2 separate regions of the Homo sapiens genome follow, and region 1 is linked to region 2. Evidence: chromatin loops called from intact Hi-C (ENCODE). Cell type or tissue: OCI-LY7. All regions are shown on one strand.

Region 1 (5,000 bases), 76 kb before region 2:
TCACATACCTCAGCCAGGTGAGGGGCCCCCGGACTGTGTTGTATTGGGGAATAGGTGGGTGATGCCAGTGTGATATGGCCACATGGCTGGGGAAGGCTCTGTACTGACCCATCTGGTCTCCCTGTCCACTCACTCTCCACTAGGTCCCTTACTCCACAGGACCCCATGCAGTTTGCTGTGGCCACAGCACAGAGCAAGGCCAGCTGGCCCAACTAGGGGCCTCAAACCTCACATAAAATGCACGTGACATTAAGGTTTCAGCTCTTCCTGGAACCAGCATCATCCCTGGGACACAGATGACCTGGAACCCCCAGCCCTGCCAGCTTCTGAGATGCCTTCATGGCAGTCCCCACTGCCCTCTCCCTTTCCTCACCTCCCTGGGCAGAGGCTCTCCAGGTGCTCTTGTGTGAGGGATGGAGGCAAGCAGACAGCCTTGCTCTCAACAAGGTGGGTGAGGACAGGCAGGAGGGAATGCTGGAGCCGGTGTGGCAGCTGCGGAGTGGCCAATGCAGGCCCAACCTCCTGCTCTGCCAGCTGTTCTGAACCTGTCCCCCCTCCAAAAAAATAACCACACACACACAGAATATGTAAGCATACTTCCCTCGTGAGGGGGCTGAGGGCTGATGTGGGATACACATGGACAGCTTAGTCCCCACACCCAGGCACAAGTGACTGTGAGCAGCTGGCACTGCTGCAGATAGTGCTGGCCAGCTACAACTCTGACAGGTGACACACCACAGGAATGCAGGGGGCGAGGGGTAATACAAGAGCAGGACGTTTTGACTGGACCTCTGGGGGCTGAGGGGAAGGGAAGGCATTGCAGGAGGGGCTGGCAGAGGCACAGAGGCATGGGGATGCAGCCGCATTGCTGGGAAGGGTGGGGCCGGGGCCGGTCTGTCCCACCCTGGGCCTCAGTTTCCTCATCTGTAGAGCAAGTCCTCAGTTCTGTTACAGACTGAGAAGCTCAAGTCAGCCCACTGTAGAAAAGCTGGGAGTGTTCATCCGAACCGTGAATTCAGCTTTTTCACGCCGAGAGCAGAGCTGTGGGGCGGGGTTGTAGACATGAATGCGCTCCATTCACCATGGACAGGCCAGCCCTGCGGCCACCCAGCCTGCAGCTGAGCCACCAGGCCTGACCAGGGCCACCGAGTACCAGGCTCTGAGGGCAGCACCCTGACTGAGGGGCCGAGGCAGAGGTTTCATACAGAGATGAGCTTCATGCTGTCACCTTTCACAAAGTACCGGCCAAGCCTCTCACCCCTCTGGGCCTCCCTTTGTGGTGGAAGCTTGGGGACACCTTGGTGGGGCTGCCTGTCTGCTGGGCAGGGTGTGGCTGGAGGGACATGGGGCACTGCTGACACAGTGACCAACATGCCTCCATCGGTAGCGGGTGCCTGCCCTTGGCTGGCACTGACTGCCCATCTCCATTTCCCAGAGCTCTGTGTGACAGGCCTGGTGGGCAGGAGCCTCTGCAACCTGCCTGGGCCATCCTGAGTGCTGCCGAGGGGGTCTGGGACACAGGCATTCCCAGACTTCTCTAGTGGGGAGAGGGCGAGTGGGCCCCACCATCTGATGATGCGCCGAGGTCCTGGCAGGTGTACCGAGTGGAGGGGCCTGTGGTGTTGGCCCCCTGTGCTAGATGCCTCTGCAGCTGTGGAACAGGGAAGGCACCAGAGGAAATCCACTCCAAGGATGGTATCAGTCGCAAAGGAAATAGCTTATTCGCTTGCAACCCCGTGCTTCCCCAGCCAGTCCTGGAATCCTCATCAGGAATTCCTGAGTTCACTTCCCTTTTGGGGAAGCTTGTAGGTGCAAGCTCTTGGCCTACATCTACCCTCAGGCCAAAGGGGTATGGGCAGGAGGCTATCCGAGACAGCTCAAGGTGGTGGCAGCAGCTGGGAGCCAGTGTGTGAGGGGTTGATGGGACTATGAAACAGGGAGGCGGTGCTGGCCAGAGTGCTGGGGTGGGAGCCGGGGTAAGATCTGTGGGAGAGAAGGATGCTGGGACCAGCAGGGCCTTGCCTGGGCACAGGGCCAGGTGGCGCTGGGGCCCCAGCTGTTGTAAAGATGCAGTTTAGCCAACGTCAGAACACTCAGCTGTCTTCCCAGGGGAGTTGCAGCCACAGCAGGCACCAAGTCCAGCCAGCTGTCTAACATGTGTCTTCCTGGCCAGGGTCAGCCGCAGGGGCAGGGTGCTAGCCTGGAGGTGAGCCCTGTGAGGTTCCAGGCAGAGGGGGCTGCTATGCTCAGAGCAGGTCCCCTTCTTCTGGTAAAATGGGCCACGTCAGACCTGAAAGCTGGATGTTCCTATCAGAACGCTCCCTGCTCCTGGTCTCTTGGCTGGTATTCCATGGCACAGCACAGCATGGGGTAGCTCTGCCCAGCTGGAGCTGTGGGGTCCCCAGACCAGGCCCCTGCCTTCCTGATGGGTCCACACTGGCCACCTTGCTCCCTGCAGCCAGGTCCCTATCCCCACTGAGGGTCTTCTGTGCTTCAGGATCTGACCTTGGTGTCCGTCTCTGGCTTCTCCTGGCCAGGCTCCCCATTGCAGCCAGTCTACAGGTCGCAGCTGCATCGTGCTTACCTTGAGCACTTGCCATTCCCACCCCGCTGGTGTTTGTCCGATGCTCCATTTCTCAGGAAGTGGCCCTGTCCTTGCTGGAGAAGGGGGTCTCCCTGCCACAGTCCCACCCTGACTCCACCAGGAGCTCAGCCCAGCCTCCTGCTAAGTGTCCATCTCGCCCTCCTGCCGTGGCCACAGACCTGCTGTGTCCAGGGCTGTCATACCCCTGGTTGTGGTCATCTGGCCTCCTGGCTGCACCCTGGCATGCTCCCCGCACCTCTTCAACCATGTACCTGGTGGAAGGCATTGCCACTGACCAGGTCCCTGGACCTCCCACGGTCTTGGGAGGCAAAGAGCAAACGGCCTGGTGAGCACTGGGCCCTAGAGCCTGGTGTGCTTGGGGCGGGGCCGAAGGATGCCTCTTCTGCTTCCTCCAGAGACCCCCAGGCAGGGCCTGGGGCTGTGGCAGCTGGGGAAGCAGAAGGGCCCCTCAGAAACCAGAAATGCAGCTGGGAACCTCTTTCTTGGTGCTGGGAGAGAAGTGAGGCCCGGAGGTCAGGCAGCCCTCCTTTGGGCTGCGGGGTGAAGACAGGAGGCTGAGGGTGCCTGTGTTCTGGCCCTCCTGGTCCCTGCATGAATGCCAGGGGCAGTGCCTGTCCTTTCCTGGTTACCCCCAAGGCTCCAGTCTTGCTGTGGATGAGACTAAGGCTGCAAGGGACAGAGGACTGGTCTAAGGATGGGAACCTGGGCACCAGGCTCCCTGGCTTCTCAGAACATGCTCCTAGTGACACACTCTGTGATCAGACACCTCTGGTTTGGAAATAAGGAGCACCTTGGTTTCAGACAGCCCACTGCCCACTGCCACCGGGATCTGAGGACTGTCAGGGACCAGGGCTGTCACAAACAGGGTTAAGTCCAAAGGGGCTTGCCCTGTGGAGCCTGGCCGCTTGCCCACGACCCTGCTGGCTCCCTGAGGAAGGGGCCTGGGAGGTACTGGCTGTCTTGTGTTCTGAAACCTAATTCTCCCACCAAACTGCAGTGAGACCCTGGGCATGTCACTTCTGCTCTGGGCCGCAGCTCCTGCCTCAGTAAAATAAGCTGTTTGTCCAAGATGGTCACTGGGTTCTACTAAAGTGACCTTGGGGGACCCTGGAGTGCTTTGGTGTCTCTGGTGCAGCTGGCAATGGCCTGAGCCTCACCTCTCTGGCATCACCACTGACCTCAGAGAAGACTGCCTTGGCATCTCCGTTTCCAGAGGCCCCAACACATCACATGCAGATGGGGCCCTGTCCCAAGCACTTGAGACTTTTCTGGGCCTCTTTGCCACTAGGCGGAACCGAGTCCAGTGCGCTTGCCTCTCTCCCCTGGCCTGGGCTTGGAGATTTGTGGCCGCACCCCCTGCTCGGTACAGAGCCAGCCACGTCACAGGAGAGCCTCTCTGGCTCTGCTACTCTCCACCTTCTCTGTCCTCAGGAGCTTAGGATGCATGACAGGTAATGGGACTGGGAGACAAAGGGGCAGACAGACAAAAACCAGGCAGACAGTGAGGCCACTCCCCGGCAGAGGCTCAGTGTGAGAGCAGGTGGAGGAGGCATGAGTCATTCCTGCTCACGCTCACAGGGAAGGCGCGCAGGCCCCCCAGCAAATGATGATCGCCTGCTGGAATCCCAGTGCTATCCTACCCCCTCATTCGAAGTGGCTCTGAGGCAGCACCCCTGTGCTTGGTTCACCCAGCACCTAGATGGAATCGTCGCTGACCCCAAGTGGACAAGAGGACAGACAACATGGTGCAGCTGCCCAAAGAAAGATGGTGGGCAGGGAGGCCTGAGTTGCCCCGTGTGCTCGCCAGCCTCAGAGTGTGGTGGGCCCTTGGGTCCTTCCCAACACTGAGCTCTCAGGAGTCAATGACAACAGCTGCCTCCCAGGCCAGCTGCTTCCTCCCTCTGCTGAGCTTGGCATGAACTCTCTGCAGACGCACTGCTGTTTCTATGACAACCAGGGTGGACACCCTCACCCTCAGAGTCTCACACCACAGCAGACCAGTGGCAGGTGAAGCTGCTGACCCTTGAGCTGGGGCAGGTGCCCACAGGGGCACACAGCCTGGTTGGCCAAACACTGTCTACTGCCCATCTGCTCAGGTGGTGGGAGAGGGTCTCTGGTAGCGAGGGTACCCTGCTCTCCCTCTGTCTCTTTAAGGACCTGCCTTGCTGTGCCCTGAGAGACAGGGCAGTGGGCAGGGGAGAGGGGAGGACCTCTGGTGACCTGTTCCTGGCTGGAGCACCATGGGTGGGGTGGGCCTCCTGGTGGGAGGGCCCCAGAACGTGGCTCGCTCTTGTCACCCTGTGGCCTCGTCAGTCTGGACTTCCTCTTGTGTGGGGGCTGCCGTGATGCCCTCCAGTTCTGTTCACCTCCGAGAAGTGACTGTGAGAGGCTCCTG
Region 2 (5,000 bases):
AGCCAGTTTACCCCCTCTCAGAGGAGAGCCATCAGCAGGCACTGAGGGAGCCTGGAGCCCTGCATCCTGCAGGTGCCTTGAGTCCTATGCCCAGGAGAAGCTGCTCCCTCACCCCACAGCAGTCTACAGAGCACCCACCCTGGCCAGGTGTACACTTCCCTGTGCAGGTGTCAGGAGGGAGCCATTGACTCTCTGGGCTCTGACTTTCTCTGGCAGGACTATAGGGAACCTAGAACCCAGCCTTCTCCCAGCCAGGCCCTCCCCTCCCTCCCGCAAACTCACAGTCTCCTCATCACTCTCTGCCTCAGATTCAGGACTAATCTCATTATGTCCTTTATCCCTGTTTGCGTCAGGGACTGCAAGAAGCTCAGGTCACCCTCCCCCTATGGCCCTGAACACTCCTTTTCTGACCCCATCTGCTGAAACCTTTCTTTCAAGCCTTCTGGAGGCCCCAGGGTCTCAGCCTGTTCCTGGAACATCCTCTCCCTTCTCGCTCGGACTGAAACCTAGCTCTCCCCAAGACCTGCTTCCCCACTCTGGGCGTCCTCCTATGTGGGACTGCTTTCCTCCCTCACTGTCCCTCATACCCTCACTGGAGTCGAACAGGTCCTTACAGACCATCTCCTTCTCCCGTTCTGAGGAGCCCTCTGGTTCCAAATCCCTGCACAGGCTCTGTAACCCAATTCCTCCACCCTCCCCGACACCACACCACCAGATTGCTCCTGTGGGGCACAACGTGGTCTCCATGTGTAGGAACCCAACTACCAGTCATCAGGCCTCATCTTTCTTCAGCCATCAGCATTTCCCTCAATGGATCCTCACCACCTCCCCCTCCCTAAAACATTTCCAGGAAACAAAGTACTTCTGCTTTTCTGCCCCTGCACTGTCTCTTCCACTTCCCATGGGGTGGCCCTCGTACCCCTTGTGTTTCCCTTATATGCACCTCTGGGAGCCTACCAGTGCATTTTCTGTCCTCTCCCATGCCCGTCCCACCAGCCCAGATGGTTCCACCTGGCTGTCTCATAGGTGCCTCCACTTGCCCTGAACACCCCCATGAGGTGTCTCAGGACAAGTGAATGCCTGGGCCCCTGCCTGGAGGGACATTTCTGAGGGTGCAGAGTGTGGGGCCAAGGGGTGCTGAGTACTGCACACAGGACTTTGGAACCTCCTCTCATCTGGCTGTGCTGCGGGGATGGGGATTCTGCTCCCCTGTGTCTCTGCATCCTGATCTACCGTTTCCTCTTGGCTGATGCATAAACTCCAACAGAGCTGGTGGAGCCATGGAGGGAGGAGAGGGGTGCGTCACCACCTGGGACCCTGCCATGAAGACCACACAGTACCTTGGCCCACAGCTGGACACCAGGATCTCAAAGGACTGAAAAGAGATCTGGTTGTTAGACTCCAACACAAGATGGAATGTGGATGGGAAAGTGTAGGAATCAGGACCCTGGAGTTTGTTCTGGCTCTGGCACCCTGTGGTGTGTGACCTTGGCAAAGGGTGACACACTGCTGTGGGGCTCAGTGTCCCTCAGCTGTGAGGCAGGAGTTGGAGGCAATAAGCTCAGAGCTCTTTCCCCGTCTGAGGGTGCAGGAATGTGAACCTCTTCATATGGGGAGCAGCTGCCCATCACGCTGGGGTCTACTTCTGATGGTGGTGCTGGGAGAAGCTCTGTCATGTGGATGCACAGGACAGGGCAGCCCCAGAGCTGCTTTCATTCCAGAGCCCTCTATGGGCATCAGAGACGGTGCTAGCTCAGTCCAGAAGAGCCAGCACCTGGGCCTAGGGCCTAGTTCAGCTGCACCTTTGCGGACCCTAAGGGGGGCACTCCCTTTCCCTTCTGGTCTGTCATTTTTTCCTCTTCCTAAAAACATATCTGCGAACTTGGGGAAGTAACAAAACCCAGCTGATTGTTGTGGTTTTGTTTTGTTTTAAGGGCTGGGATCAGGAGAGTAGATACATTGGAACCTGTTACCCCAGCCTCAGTGGAGGGTATTTGAAGCTCTGGCCCACACTCTCTCCTGCTAAACCATGGCAGGGATGTTTAGGAGCCCTGCTGGGCTGTGCTGCCTCCCCAGCCTGAGCCCCACCTCTCAGACTAGAATTCTGGGACTCAGATTCTGCTGTGTTGATGACAGAGACTCAGCTTAGCCTTTAATTGCTTCCTGGTGATGCCATATGTGCACATTTTGCCTTCTCAAGGACACAATCAGCTTCCTGTGGATGAGGTCACTGGAAGAGCCAGGGCCAAGGGTTGCACAGTGCCTGTGGGCTTCTGAGCTTGCGTTGAGTCGGGGACAGAGTCATCCTTCCCTGACAGTGGTGAGCAGAGGTGCCATGCACAGTGGACCAGGGCCTGGCACGTTGTCACTGACCCATAAACACTCATTTTTATCTTCCTCTCCCCTTCCTCTTTCAGCAGCTACTTTCTTTTTTCTTTTCTTTTCTTTTTTTTTTTTTTGAGACAGAATCTCAGTCTGTCACCCAGTCTGGAGTGCCGTGGCACAATCTCGGCTCACTGCAACCTCCGCCTCCCGGGTTCAAGCGATTCTCCTGCCTCAGCCTCCTGAGTAGCTGGGACTACAGGCACGTGCCACCATGCACAGCTAATTTTTTTTGTATTTTTAGCAGACACAGGGTTTCACCATGTTAGCTAGGATGGTCTCGATCTCCTGACCTCGTGATCTGCCCACCTTGGCCTCCCAAAGTGCTGGGATTACAGGCGTGAGCCACCGTGCCTGGCTTCAGCAGCTACTTTCTTTGTGTTCTCTAGAGCCAGGCAGGTAGGAAACACTCAAAAAAATGTGTGGCTGACTAAACAAGAAGTGAGCAACATCAAGAAGTTGAGAGTAAGAGAACAGCAGAAAAGAATACAGAAAACGGATGAGACCCTGAGCAACAGGAAATAGAAAGTCACCCACCCCCAGCTTCTCAAAGTGCCAGGAGCAGGGAAGTCTCCCATGTGTGTCACTGATGCAGGTGGCAATCACGTGGGGTGTGAGCAGCCAGCTCCTTTCCCCATGTGCTTTGCCCCTCTTCCAGCAGGGCTATGTGTGCAAGAGAGGAATGAACCAAATGGAAAATGCTGAGCAGAAAAATGGGGTGGCCAGAGGGAAAATCCCCACGATGGAGCTGGGGGACCCTGGGGCTTGCAGTCTTCCAAGTGCCAGTTTTTATCCAGACCCTGGGTGAAGCTGGTAGAAAGGTACAGGTCTTCTGTCCCCAGTCCCTTCTGCGGTCCTCCCTGAACCTCAGACCCTGTTGCTTGCTGGCTGAACCCTCAGGACCCTCTCTCCTGCTGCTTTCTGTTGGGGCCAAGTCCCTGTCCTGCTAAGTTGGCAAAGTGGGTGACTTTGTTACCGATGGAAGGGATCCGAGTTACCCCAAGTTACTGGTGGCCTATCCATATGGGTCTGTAGCAACTTCAGTCTTTGCCTTCTCAGAAGAAAGGATTTGACTGAGAGACATAAAGCAGAAAGAGAGACTGAGGCAAGTTCCAGAACAGGAGTGGAAGTTTATTTTAAAAGGCCTTAGAACAGGAAAGAAAGGAAGGGGTGCTTGGAAGAGACCCAGGAGGACATGTGAAGGTTAAAGAGAGAAGGTCAAGTGCCCCATTTAACCATGATCCTAGGACTTTTATGAGCTTGCCTCTTTCCCATGATTCTGCCCTTCGGGCGGGCTTTCCGCATGCGCAGTGCTTTCCTTAGCCTTTGGAATTGAGCATGCGCACTGTGTTTAGGGAGTTATATGCACGCCCGTCTGAGGCTTTCTTTCTTTTTCCAGTGGCGTGTGCCCCCGGAAGATCATACTTCACCATTTTTGTCTCCTAACTTGCATGCCCAGGAAGTTGCTTCTCCCTGGGGCCTGCATTCAATTAACATTTTGCTGTTAACAGGTGTGGAACATCAGGAAATGGCCTCTCTCTGGTGCTGTTGCGTTATCATTTTTAGAGAGGCAATGTGATAACTGCTGAACCATCACCTGACATTTCTAGTGGGTAGGGGAGAGCCCTCTCCTGCCCTGTTCACACTTATCTAAACTTATAACAACCTGGTGGAGCCAGCATGAGTTCTGGAGCCAGGTTGGGGCCCAGGCCTGACACTTAGTAGTTTTGTTACCTTGGAGAAATTACTTAATTTCTCTGAACCCAGACTTTGTAATAAATATTCAAAACAGGGGTGACTGACACCTGCCTCCTGGGAGGTAAGAAATGGCTCATGAGGAGAAGGCTGTAGGCAGCTGCCCACAACACCACCCCTCCCCCTTGCCATTGGCTTAATTCCCCCTGGGTGGGTAGCAGCTGGGATTGCCCTGATTGCATTAATGCATACTGAGGTTGGTGAACTTAATACTTCCAAAGAAAATTTGCATTTTAAAAGCCAAACTTCTCTATCTAAATGAACACCTAATTGACAGATCACTGCAGAGCATTAGGTGAGTTCAGCTTTGTTTCATTAAGCCGGGCCCTTCCAGGGTTACCCTCCTATTTCTAATTCACTCCAGTGCCACCCCCAGCCCTCCTCTTTCCAAAGAGAATGCAGGAATTCCCCTATTTTTTTTTTTTTTAGATGGAGTTTCGCTCCTGTTGCCCAGGCTGGAGTGCAATGGCGTGATCTCGGCCCACCGCAATCTCTGCCTCCCAGGTTCAAGTGATTCTCCTGCCTCAGCCTCCCGAGTAGCTGGGATCACAGGCAGGCACCACCACACCTGGCTACTTTTGTATTTTTAGTAGAGATGGGGTTTCTCCATGTTAGCCAGGCTGATCTCGAACTCCTGACCTCAGGTGATCCGCCTGCCTCGGCCTTCCAAAGTGCTATTAGGGTCCACCCCAGAGCACCCTACCTAGTAGCAATTACTTGGTTATCAGGAGTTGGGTCTGTGAGTAAGGAGATCCCTAGCATGCTGAGACTGACCAGGAGCAGCATCAAGATGAAGTGGAGACAGTGCTGTAAGCTGCAGATGAGCAAAGGGCCGTTGCTGTTCTCCATGCAGCTCGAGGGGC

Evidence for each region. Peaks named below come from ENCODE experiments on the same cell type or tissue, not always from the same donor. Only the 100,000 strongest peaks of a DNase experiment are listed, where the experiment ranks them.
Region 1: it touches region 2 in a loop (6-fold over the local background); 2 of 110 quality-filtered maps call a loop at or near these places.

The regions. Positions count from the first base shown.
Region 1 is chr22:23,110,276-23,115,275 of GRCh38, reverse strand. All of the region lies in intron 4 of RSPH14 (radial spoke head 14 homolog), which reads left to right. The region is part of intron 2 of GNAZ (G protein subunit alpha z); the gene reads right to left. Among named protein-coding and RNA genes, the nearest start is that of RSPH14, 29 kb to the left of the region's middle. RefSeq lists an enhancer at 1,589-2,492. In OCI-LY7, a CTCF peak has its summit at 2,014; a DNase peak (open chromatin) is centred at 2,095.
Region 2 is chr22:23,034,063-23,039,062 of GRCh38, reverse strand. No RefSeq gene overlaps it. Among named protein-coding and RNA genes, the nearest start is that of GNAZ, 34 kb to the left of the region's middle. In OCI-LY7, a CTCF peak has its summit at 3,113; DNase peaks (open chromatin) are centred at 2,222, 2,952, 3,922, 4,252 and 2 weaker places; H3K4me3 peaks cover 3,671 bases; H3K27ac peaks cover 5,000 bases.